Regions from separate parts of the Homo sapiens genome. Here region 2 is linked to region 1. A link is a loop called in an ENCODE intact Hi-C map of the cell type or tissue named here. Cell type or tissue: ascending aorta. All regions are shown on one strand. Links, peaks and the distances in the headings refer to the core of each region. The heading gives the core; the rest is flanking DNA.

The links. Peaks named below come from ENCODE experiments on the same cell type or tissue, not always from the same donor. Only the 100,000 strongest peaks of a DNase experiment are listed, where the experiment ranks them.
Region 2: a loop joins it to region 1, with 2.2 times the contacts of the local background. A loop is called at or near these places in 8 of 110 quality-filtered maps.

What each region holds. Positions count from the first base shown.
Region 1 is chr4:74,930,406-74,936,010 of GRCh38, forward strand. It overlaps PARM1 (prostate androgen-regulated mucin-like protein 1), which reads left to right and starts at 2,711. Exons shown (of 4, transcript NM_015393.4): 1 at 2,711-2,965. The coding sequence starts at 2,923. RefSeq lists silencers at 2,545-2,854, 3,435-3,484 and an enhancer at 3,595-3,644. In ascending aorta, for the core only: a CTCF peak has its summit at 2,525 (motif pointing right); DNase peaks (open chromatin) are centred at 2,606, 3,036, 3,736, 4,276 and 1 weaker place; H3K4me3 peaks cover 2,776 bases; H3K27ac peaks cover 2,323 bases.
Region 2 is chr4:75,003,076-75,007,075 of GRCh38, forward strand. All of the region lies in intron 1 of PARM1 (prostate androgen-regulated mucin-like protein 1), which reads left to right. Among named protein-coding and RNA genes, the nearest start is that of PARM1-AS1, 35 kb to the left of the region's middle. In ascending aorta, for the core only: no CTCF peak of the experiment used is centred there; a DNase peak (open chromatin) is centred at 2,156; H3K27ac peaks cover 1,078 bases.

The sequences.
Region 1 (5,605 bases), core at 997-4,996:
ACCTCAATTCTTGCCTCGGAAGGAAGAATATAATTGAGGGGCATAAGGCAGAATAAGAGACTGAGGCAAGTTTCAGAGCAAGAGTGGAAGTTAATTAAAAAGCTTTAGAGCAGCAAGAAAGGAAAGCACAGTTGGAAGAGGCCTAAGAGGGCATCTTGGACGTCAAGTGCCCCATTTGACCTTGCACTTAGGGTTTTACATGCTGGTCTACTTCTGGCGTCTTGCATTGCTTTAATGCCCCCAGAAGGTCATATACCAGTTAAACTCCACCATTTTGCATCTTAATGCACATGCTTGAGTTCAGTCACCCACCTCCTGAGATCTTATTGGAAGCTGCTGATTACCAGTTTCATGTGTTCCCTATTTATGGGGAGATGGTCAGTCCCTCGTGCCAGCTGTAACCAATTATTATTTTAGAGAGACAGTTAATAACTGCCTGGCCATCACATGATGGTTACCTGACTTTCCTGGTGGGGTGTGGGGGGAGCCCTCTGCTGCCCCACTCATGCCTATCTAGCTACCTACTGTAACAAAAGCAGGTTTCGATATGGCGGTACAACACTGATCCTGAGGACAGCTACTCTGAGGAGTAACCTGGATCCATAGCAGACTTTGATGAGCAAAAAATAAACCATTATCGCTTAAGCTTGGGAGACTTTGGGCTGGTTTGTTACAGCAGCATAACCTACACTACCCTGGCTATTACAACCATTGTATTTCCATTGCCTAGCATAAGGGCTGGCGTAAAATAAGTGATTAAATATGCTCTGACTAAATTAATTAATAAATTAAAATTTTTAATCAGCAATTAAAATGAACTATTTTAATCAAAGAAATTATTTCAACTCTATCCTGCGTACAATAGAAAAGTTTTGGAAATTTTCACTGATTAGTGTGTAGGGGTCATGATTCTTTGAGTACCAAACCATTATCTTAGATATCAAGGTTAGAGTTGCACATGCTTCGCACTCCAGAAAGACTCCTTCAAGTTTTGCTGAATTTCAATTGAATAAATTTTTTCTGTGAAGTGGTCTTCAAAAACCTATATTTCTGCCATAGAGTCACTTACTTAACCTGCCCTATTTAAAGGGGCTAATGCCTGATAGAATGTCGCTGCATAACTCCATCTGTGTGTGGTCCCTGCATCCATGACAACCAAAACCCAGATGCAGAAATTGTTCCTAATCACATAGATTACCCTAGAAACCGGAAGGGCCTTGAAGTCAAAAGCATTCAGAGAACATGCTGAACAAATTGAATTTGCAGTTTATCTGGCCAGGGAGGATGGAGAGGGGATGGGCACTTGGTCTGAGTATTTTTTGTTTCTCATTCCAACAGAAATTACTAGATTTACCAAAACAAAGAGAAAAAAATATGATCCAAATTTAATCTGGTTGTGGAAGTGTGAGCAAAATCTACAAGTGGTAGTGTGATAGAGTCAGGCAGAGGAATTGACCATAGATAAGGTGCTCAGGACTCCTAGAGTCAGCTTCTGGTATGTGAGAAAGAAGTGAGAACAGAGCCCATGGCATATGAAGAAGATATTACAGAAAAAAGAAAGCTGCCTTCCACGCAAATCATTTCTTTACAAAGGCTTGTTAACTCCTGCAGTGCCCCAGCTCTAGTGACTAGGGGACCAATAGGTTCATTAATAACAGAATTGGGAGAGAACCTGGCATCTGCTTTGATCGAAGTGTGAGAATTAAGCAAGCCTAAAGTGTAGCAAGAGCAGGGAGGGAACTGAATGAAAGGTCAGTTCTAATCTGTAGGCTTTGGAGAAGCTTTGGGCTCTTGAGAGGGAGTAGAGTACAGAGGCTGAGCGGGGTGCCTGGGCAGGCATCTTATCATTACTTGCGAGTTGTGTGAACTCGGGCAAGTTAAACTTCTCTGTGCTTCTACTTTCTCCCCTGAAAACGAGGATATAATCTCCAAGGATTGTTGTGAGAACTAAATGACTTGGTTGATTCCTGAACAGCACGTTGTCCAGTGCCTAGCACATAGCAATCACTCAGGAAACGTCAGCCTTTATTATGGGCCTAGTGCACAAACTATTCTTACCAGTTATGCGACCTTGAGAACATTGTCTTCTCTGTGCCTTCATTTTCTCACCTGTAAAATGGAATAATAATAATTCTTAGAAGGATTCATGAAACAACGCCTAGTAGGGTGTCTGGCTTAGTTATCCCCCCGACAGTATTTTCTTCTAGTAAGAAGCTGAATGCAGCGGCAGACATCCTGGTTCGGGCCCCAGGAAGCTCAGCCGGGTTTAATGTGGATGAGGGTTTAATGATGTACACGCAGAAGTGTTTTGACAAATGAAGAAGGTCCTCATTCTTGGAACATGTGCCGGTTCTCCGAGGGAACTCCTAAAATGGCATAAGGTCACCTTTTTAAAGGCTGTAAGCTCATGTAGGAAAAGCTGAGCTAGATTCCTAAGGGCAGAGATGTGCTCACATTTCTTTGCATCCCTAGTTCCCAGCACAGTGCAAGGCGCTGCAAACATTTGCTGAACCCAGGGTCTCGTGTCTTGACTGTCCAGCAGAGGCCGCTCTGGGCCGGGGCTCTCGGGACCTGAGGGCTGAGAGAAGGAAGGCCAGGGGGTGGCCCAGTCATCGCCGCGGGGCCCGGGTGGGAGGGGTTTGGCAGCGGCAGGCGCGGCGGCGGCGGCGGAGGCGGAGGCGGCCCCGGGCTCGGGCGGCTGGGATGGAGCAGAAGAGCGCGGAGCACCGGAGGGCACGCAGCTGACGGAGCTGCGCTGCGTTCGCCTCGTTTGCCTCGCGCCCTCCACTGGAGCTGTTCGCGCCTCCCGGCTCCCACCGCAGCCCACCCGGCAGAGGAGTCGCTACCAGCGCCCAGTGCGCTCTGTCAGTCCGCAAACTCCTTGCCGCCCGCCCCGGGCTGGGCACCAAATACCAGGCTACCATGGTCTACAAGACTCTCTTCGCTCTTTGCATCTTAACTGCAGGTAATTGGCGCCATCCTCCCGGAAGGGCAGGTCGCGGGGTGGGCCCCAGTAGCTAGCGCGTGGTCGGGGCTGAAGCTAGGAGATCCGGCAGTGAGTCGCCGCGCGCCTCCGGGTGAGTGCGCAGGTGTGTGCGCACTTAGATTTGGGGTGACGTGCACCTTTGGCGGTCCCGAACCGTACTGAGGGAGGGGACGATGGGGTCCTTCCTGCCGCAGCCCGCGCCCGCACAAACTCCAGCTTTGTAGAACAGGTGGCTGTCTTAGCTGCGTGTTCGAACCCAGAGTGGGCAACACGGACTGCGCCTCAAGGCTTCTCTTTCTTCACCAGGGTTTCGGAGCGCACTCTGCCAAAGTACGGGACCAGACTTCTTGTTGCCGTTGGGCCCTGGAAGGGATGAAAAAGCCGGGGAAGTGGGGGTGGGAGGTTCGCATCTGGGAAGGCTTCAGCAGCGGCTGCGCGCCTGGCGGGGCTGGTTTGCTTTCTCGAGTCTTGGCGGTCTCTGATCTCCGGCGTCCCTTCCTAGTTATGCTTAGGATGATGTGGCACTAACAGCAGCGGCCCGGCCTTGGTCAGGCTCGCAATCGTCACTGGGGGTAGCAAGGCTACCTTCTGCCCCAGAACTCCCCAAAAACGTATCCCATAGAAGAAACTATTAACTTGGCTAAACTAGCATCCTCTCCCCTCCCCCTGCACCACCTCTGAAAGGCTTCGTAGGAGCCACTCTCGGGTTTCGGGACCACAGACGGCGACGACCTCTGGCAGCGGGGATGGGGAAGAGGGGAGCCAGATGACTGAGCTCGGCTTGGCGGGGACCGGGGAGAGATTCAGAAAGACGCTTTGAATCTAGAGTTCAGGTACCTATTTTTTCCAGAAAACGTCTCCCGAAAAGGGACAACTGGCTGTGGATATGGTGCTGCTGGGAAAAGTAGCCCGACTGCGCGGCCACTGGCATTTTCAGTTTAAATGTGACCCAAAGTCACATAGCGCAAACCGATTCTACTCGTGCTTTAGTCTGTATATCCTCCCTCTGAGTTCGTCGGGTTCCTACAGTTGTGGACACGAGTCGTCGCAATCCCTTGAAAAGAAGCTAGCGGTTTTCAGGCAGCTCACAGTGGGTAATGCAGTTATAAGGAAAAGTTTCCCAACTTGAAACTATAGCGTATTTTCTCTACTTAGTGAACGTCCGTCTGAGAAAACCTCTTTCTCGCTGGTATCTCGGCACGGTTTGGAGACGCGTCCGCGGACAGTTCCCGAATACTCGCAGGCGGCTTTGGCTGCCCAGCCTCGGGCTGAGATGAGAGAGCCTAGGTCCGGCAGGTGCAATAGGCAGCGGAGCTCCCGGCTGGCTGCGGGTGGTAATTCCTGTAATCCTCAAAGCAGGAGATGCTTACGTAATGACACGGAAGGTACCTTTACTTCTCCTCACTCAAAAATCTTTTCTTGAGGTTCAGAAACCCTTGAGTGAGTCAGTAGAGAGGTTCGTTTGCAAATTTGATTTAGTGGCTTGTCTTGTTTATTTAATCATTTCCTTTTTTAAACAGCTCTGGCAGTTGTCAAAACCGGGATTAACCCTAACAAACAGTGTATTGTAGCTTCCCCACCCCCACCCCAAGAAGCTCTTTTTTCTTTTTTTTTTTTTTCTTTTTTCTTTTATTCAGCGTTACAGTTTAGCTCCGCTATTCCGGGAGGAATATCACCCTTGACCCACCGCTAGAGCGAGGAGACTGGTGGGCCAGGGACCGGCTGAGCACCACTCCTACCCCCACGCACTAATTAGGATCAGAGCCCAGATGGTCACAGCCTTCCAGCTGTGAGGCTCGAGACTCAGGAAGACATACTGCCTCATTTCCCTAGTTATGCTTCGATATGCATATCCCAAGCTGAAAATGATGAAGCTAATGGACACTGCATTCCCCCTGAAGTTTGTGCCTTTGAAGGAATCTCTTTAAGACGTCAGTTTGTTGTTAGAGCTACTTTGCAATAAATCGTCCGAAAAAATAATATAAAAATTGGCATAAATACCTCATGAGATTCTTTGCACCTTAATTTTAAGGTGTTTTCAGAATGTAAAATATCATTTTTAAAGAAAAAAATAGACGTGTTGGTAAAGAAGAAAGGGATGAGGGCTCTTGAAGTGAAAGTGCACACACATGTGTTTTGGGGGCTTATCCCAGAACTCCCCTAGCAAATCTCTAGTTAGTTTCACCAGGCCTTGTGTCTTTTCTGTTTCCTTCTCATTTTCCTCCTCTAGCCATAGGCTTCAACAATATTTCTGTAAAATTCTTAAGGTGATACTTTCTTGAGCCAGGAACAGCATTAGGCAGGGGCCTGTTTTTTGGCTCAACAAATCCTCTCAAAGTATACATAGTATTTCCTCCAGCACATACAATGGACACTTGCAAATATGTGTGCGTTGTCAACAAGCCAACAAGGGTAGATCTCTACATGTATTCACTCGGGTATATATAAATATATTTATATATTTTTAGACAAAGGGTCTAGCTCTGTCACCTAGACTGGAGTGCAATGGCGCGATTCCAGTTCCACTGCAACCTCGGCCTCCCCATCCTCTCATCTCAACCTCCTGAGTAGCTGGGACTACAGGTTCACACCACCATAGGCAGCTAAATTTTTTTATTT
Region 2 (4,000 bases), core at 1-4,000, 72 kb after region 1:
CCACCCATGCCCATATCCACCTTCAACCACAAAGTGATGGAAGAGAAGCTGCTTGCCCTCCTGCATTGTCTCTCTTTCTCTCCATGGCCCCACCCTGAGAAACCCCAATACAGGGCATTTGGGATTTCAGACATTCGTTGGCGTCCTTGCTCAGCTCGGCTTCCTTCTGGTGTGACCACTATAGTCCCTCCCATCCTAGAAGCAGTAAGTTTAAGGGACTGACAAAGACAGATGTTGCATCTAAGGAAAAAAAAAAAAAAGAAAAATGGCATATTTTTCTCCCAGGAAGTACAGCATTCTTCACAAATGTTATTCTTTCATTAGAATTCACAGCACCGTGGGGAGCCTGCTGATATGATTAGAACTGATTTTATGGATGGAGAAATTGAGTCATTCACCAGGTCTGCAGGTTGTGATTCAGTGGCTAGAAAACAGAAGCTCTTTCCTCTTTTTGGATTGAATTATGTCTCATTTCCATAAGCAAAATACTCAGGAGAATATGGCTTTCCTACTTCAAGCAAGTATCTTCTTAGACACAGTTTGATGGTTTTGGGGCATACACATTCTGTTTTGACATATGATAGCTTTCAAATACCATATGGTTGGACCACACTCTAATTAGGAATGGTTTTGTAGATGTTAGATGAGCCTTCTGGAGCATTGGGTGCCCTCAGCAGAGCCCACCAAAGACAACTTGGGAAACTGTGTAGGTGCGAAACTTTTGTAGGTCCCTAACAGTGGCTCAACCTAAAACACACTGAAACCTAGCTTTGAAATGTAAATAAATAATTATCATTTTAACATTCTCTCTCTCTCTCTCTCTTAAATACCTGCTGAAATTCAATTCATTCAATGTAAAGATGTTAAAACTAGCCTGTGTTTGCCCCAGCTGATAGGTGGTCACCAAAAGCTGGTGACCTTGGTCTAGATCATGCATAAAGAAAGGAAATCCCTGCAGTCTCCAAAGTAAAAACAAGCAAACAAATATAACAAAAGTCTGTCTGGAGGCCCATCCACAATTTTGTGTTAACAGGTCATTTTCATGGAGCTTGCAGACAAATCACAGGGAGGACACATTTCTGCTATCATGACTCAGCATATAAGCTAGAGAACATTTCTGTTTTCAAAGGGTAGAAAATCCATGTTTCTACTCAATGAATATTTATTGAGCACTTTCTCTGTGCCAGGCACTAAGACACAAAGAACAAGTTTAGTTTTTATTATCAGGGCTCCTAGCCTGAAGGGGTACAAGCCTGGAGAAAGACTATGGCTCAACATGATGTGTGCTGTCATTAGAGTCTGTGTGAAGTGAGGTGGCTGCACACAGGAGGAAGTGTCTATCAAGTTGCAGAATATTTCATAGAGAAGGTAAGGCTCTGGATTTCTCAGAACTGGGATGGCAAGAGGGTAGACATGGAGAGCAGAGTCAGGGTAGAAAGAGCAGCAGTGCAAAGGCAGGGAGGCAGATGGCCATGGGATACTCCAGGAGCTTACAGGGATTCAGACTGACAAGACCGCACTGCTCATGAGGGGTAAACTGGAGAGACTGTGAAAGGTGGCATGTCTTGTGCCAAGGAGCTCAGGTTTTATCCCAAAGACAGTAGGAATCCTGTGATCAGATTAAAGGGAAGGGGAAGGGTTCATACAGTCTAATAACTTTTAAAAAGTCACTTAGTTGCCCACACTAGGGAATGTACTAGAAAAGATAGAAGCAAACTGGTTACCAACTGCCTCCAAGGAGACATGGAGCCCAAACTTCAAAAACACCTTTGCATTTCCCAATTCAATACTATAGAATCATTAAAAAGCTGGTGGTTAAAAGTTAAACAGTGTTGCATTCAAGCTTCAGCTGTACCGTGTGCTAGCAGTGTGACCTTAGGGAAATTACTGAACTTTTCTGAGCTTCTGTCTTATCATCTGTGAAACCGAGATAACAATGGTGCCTACCTCACAGAGGTTATATTTCAATTAAATAAGATGATGTATGTAAAGCGCTCAGTACACTTGTTAATATATGTGTTAAACAGTCCCACTGGCCTTTTCAGCAGTTCACGATGGTGGCCGTAACAGGTGGAGAAACTGGTAGCAATTACTCAGCACACAGACCTTCAGCAGCTGTGTGGCCTCTGCCAGGCGACCACAAGCAATGCTCCCGGCTGACTTGGCAGCAGCAGGAAAGGGCTTGACTGCATTTTGATCAAGTTTCACCAAGTTTGCCAAAGCTTTGCCACATGTTTTCTCACGTGCTTGACAAGCTGAGAGCAGGGAAAGACATGGCCAGGGACAGAAAAAAAGAATAGGTGAGCAACACAGAAAATCAGGCTGTCTGCAACTCTGCCACTGGCCCAGGTTGTTGCTCATGGAATCCAGGAAAAGGTGACAGAGTTCAGGGCACTCACTGCCCATATTCCTGACACCCAGTCAGGTCAGGAGGCACAGAAGGCAGACTCTCTACGCTACAATGCCTCTACCTCCTCTCAGCACCATAAGAACTCACCTGCATGTCCCAACAATCAGCCCCCCACATCCCTCCTAGCAGGTCTAGAAACTGAGGACCAAGCCAAACACTAGCTCTTTTAAATATCAAATGGATGTAAACTATAATAGTGGTCTCCCCATAGAGGACAATACACGTGGAAACATATAGTTTTCTATCCAACCAAGAATCTGGTTTTCTTCAGAGAAACAATCCGTCAGCTATTCTTGCAGCAAAAAAGCTTGAACCTGACCAGACTTCAGGAACCACTGCTATCTGTAAACTTACAAGGAGGAATTCCAGATTGAACTGGTTATCAGGCTTTTAGGCTGCACACATGGGCTAAGTCTAAGAGATGCCCTTCCCTGAATCTGTCCCTTTCATGTCTGTGGGCCTGTCACTGCCCCAGCAGGACACACCATCTCTGGCAATGTCACTGTGTTTTGAAACAATGCTCATTCACCTCTAACTGAGAAAGTAATGGGTTCAGTTTCTTCATCATATCTTCTCAAGGAAATACTAATACTAATTATTTTCTTCAAAGAAAAGTGGCTGTGTTTTGGGTGGGAAGGTGTATGGAGGCATGACTTTTTAATTTTTTTTTATTATACTTTAAGTTGTAGGGTACATGTGCACAACTTGCAGGTTTGTTACATATGTATACATGTGCCATGTTGGTGTGCTGCACCCATTAACTTGTCATTTACATTAGGTATATCTCCTAATGCTATCCGTCCCCCCTCCCCCCACCCTACGGCAGGCCCCGGTGTGTGATGTTCCCCATCCCTTGTCCAAGTGTTCTGATTGTTCAATTCCCACCTATGAGTGAGAACATGTGGAGTTTGGTTTTCTTTCTTCGTGATAGTTTGCTGAGAATGATGGTTTCCAGCTTCATCCATGTCCCTACAAAGGACATGAACTCATCTTTTTTTATGGCTGCATAGTATTCCATGGTGTATCTGTGCCACATTTTCTTAATCCAGTCTATCATTGATGGACATTTGGGTTGGTTCCAAGTCTTTGCTATTGTGAATAGTGCCACAATAAATATACATGTGCATGTGTCTTTATAGCAGCATGATTTATAATCCTTTGGGTACATACCCAGTAATGGGATGGCTGGGTCAAATAGTATTTCCAGTTCTAGATCCTTGAGGAATCGCCACACTGTCTTCCACAATGGTTGAACTTAAATGTTAGACCTAAAACCATAAAAACCCTAGAAGAAAACCTAGGCAATACCATTCAGGACATAGGCAGGGGCAAGAACTTCATGACTAAAACACCAAAAGCAATGGCAACAAAAGCCAAAATTGACAAATGGGATCTAATTAAACTAAAGAGCTTCTGCACAACAAAAGAAACTACCATCAGAGTGAACAGGCAACCTACATAATGGGAGAAAATTTTTGCGATCTACCCATCTGACAAAGGGCTAATATCCAGAATCTACAAAGAACTTAAATAAATTTACAAGAAAAAATCAAGCAACCCCATCAAAAAGTGGGCGAAGGATATGAACAG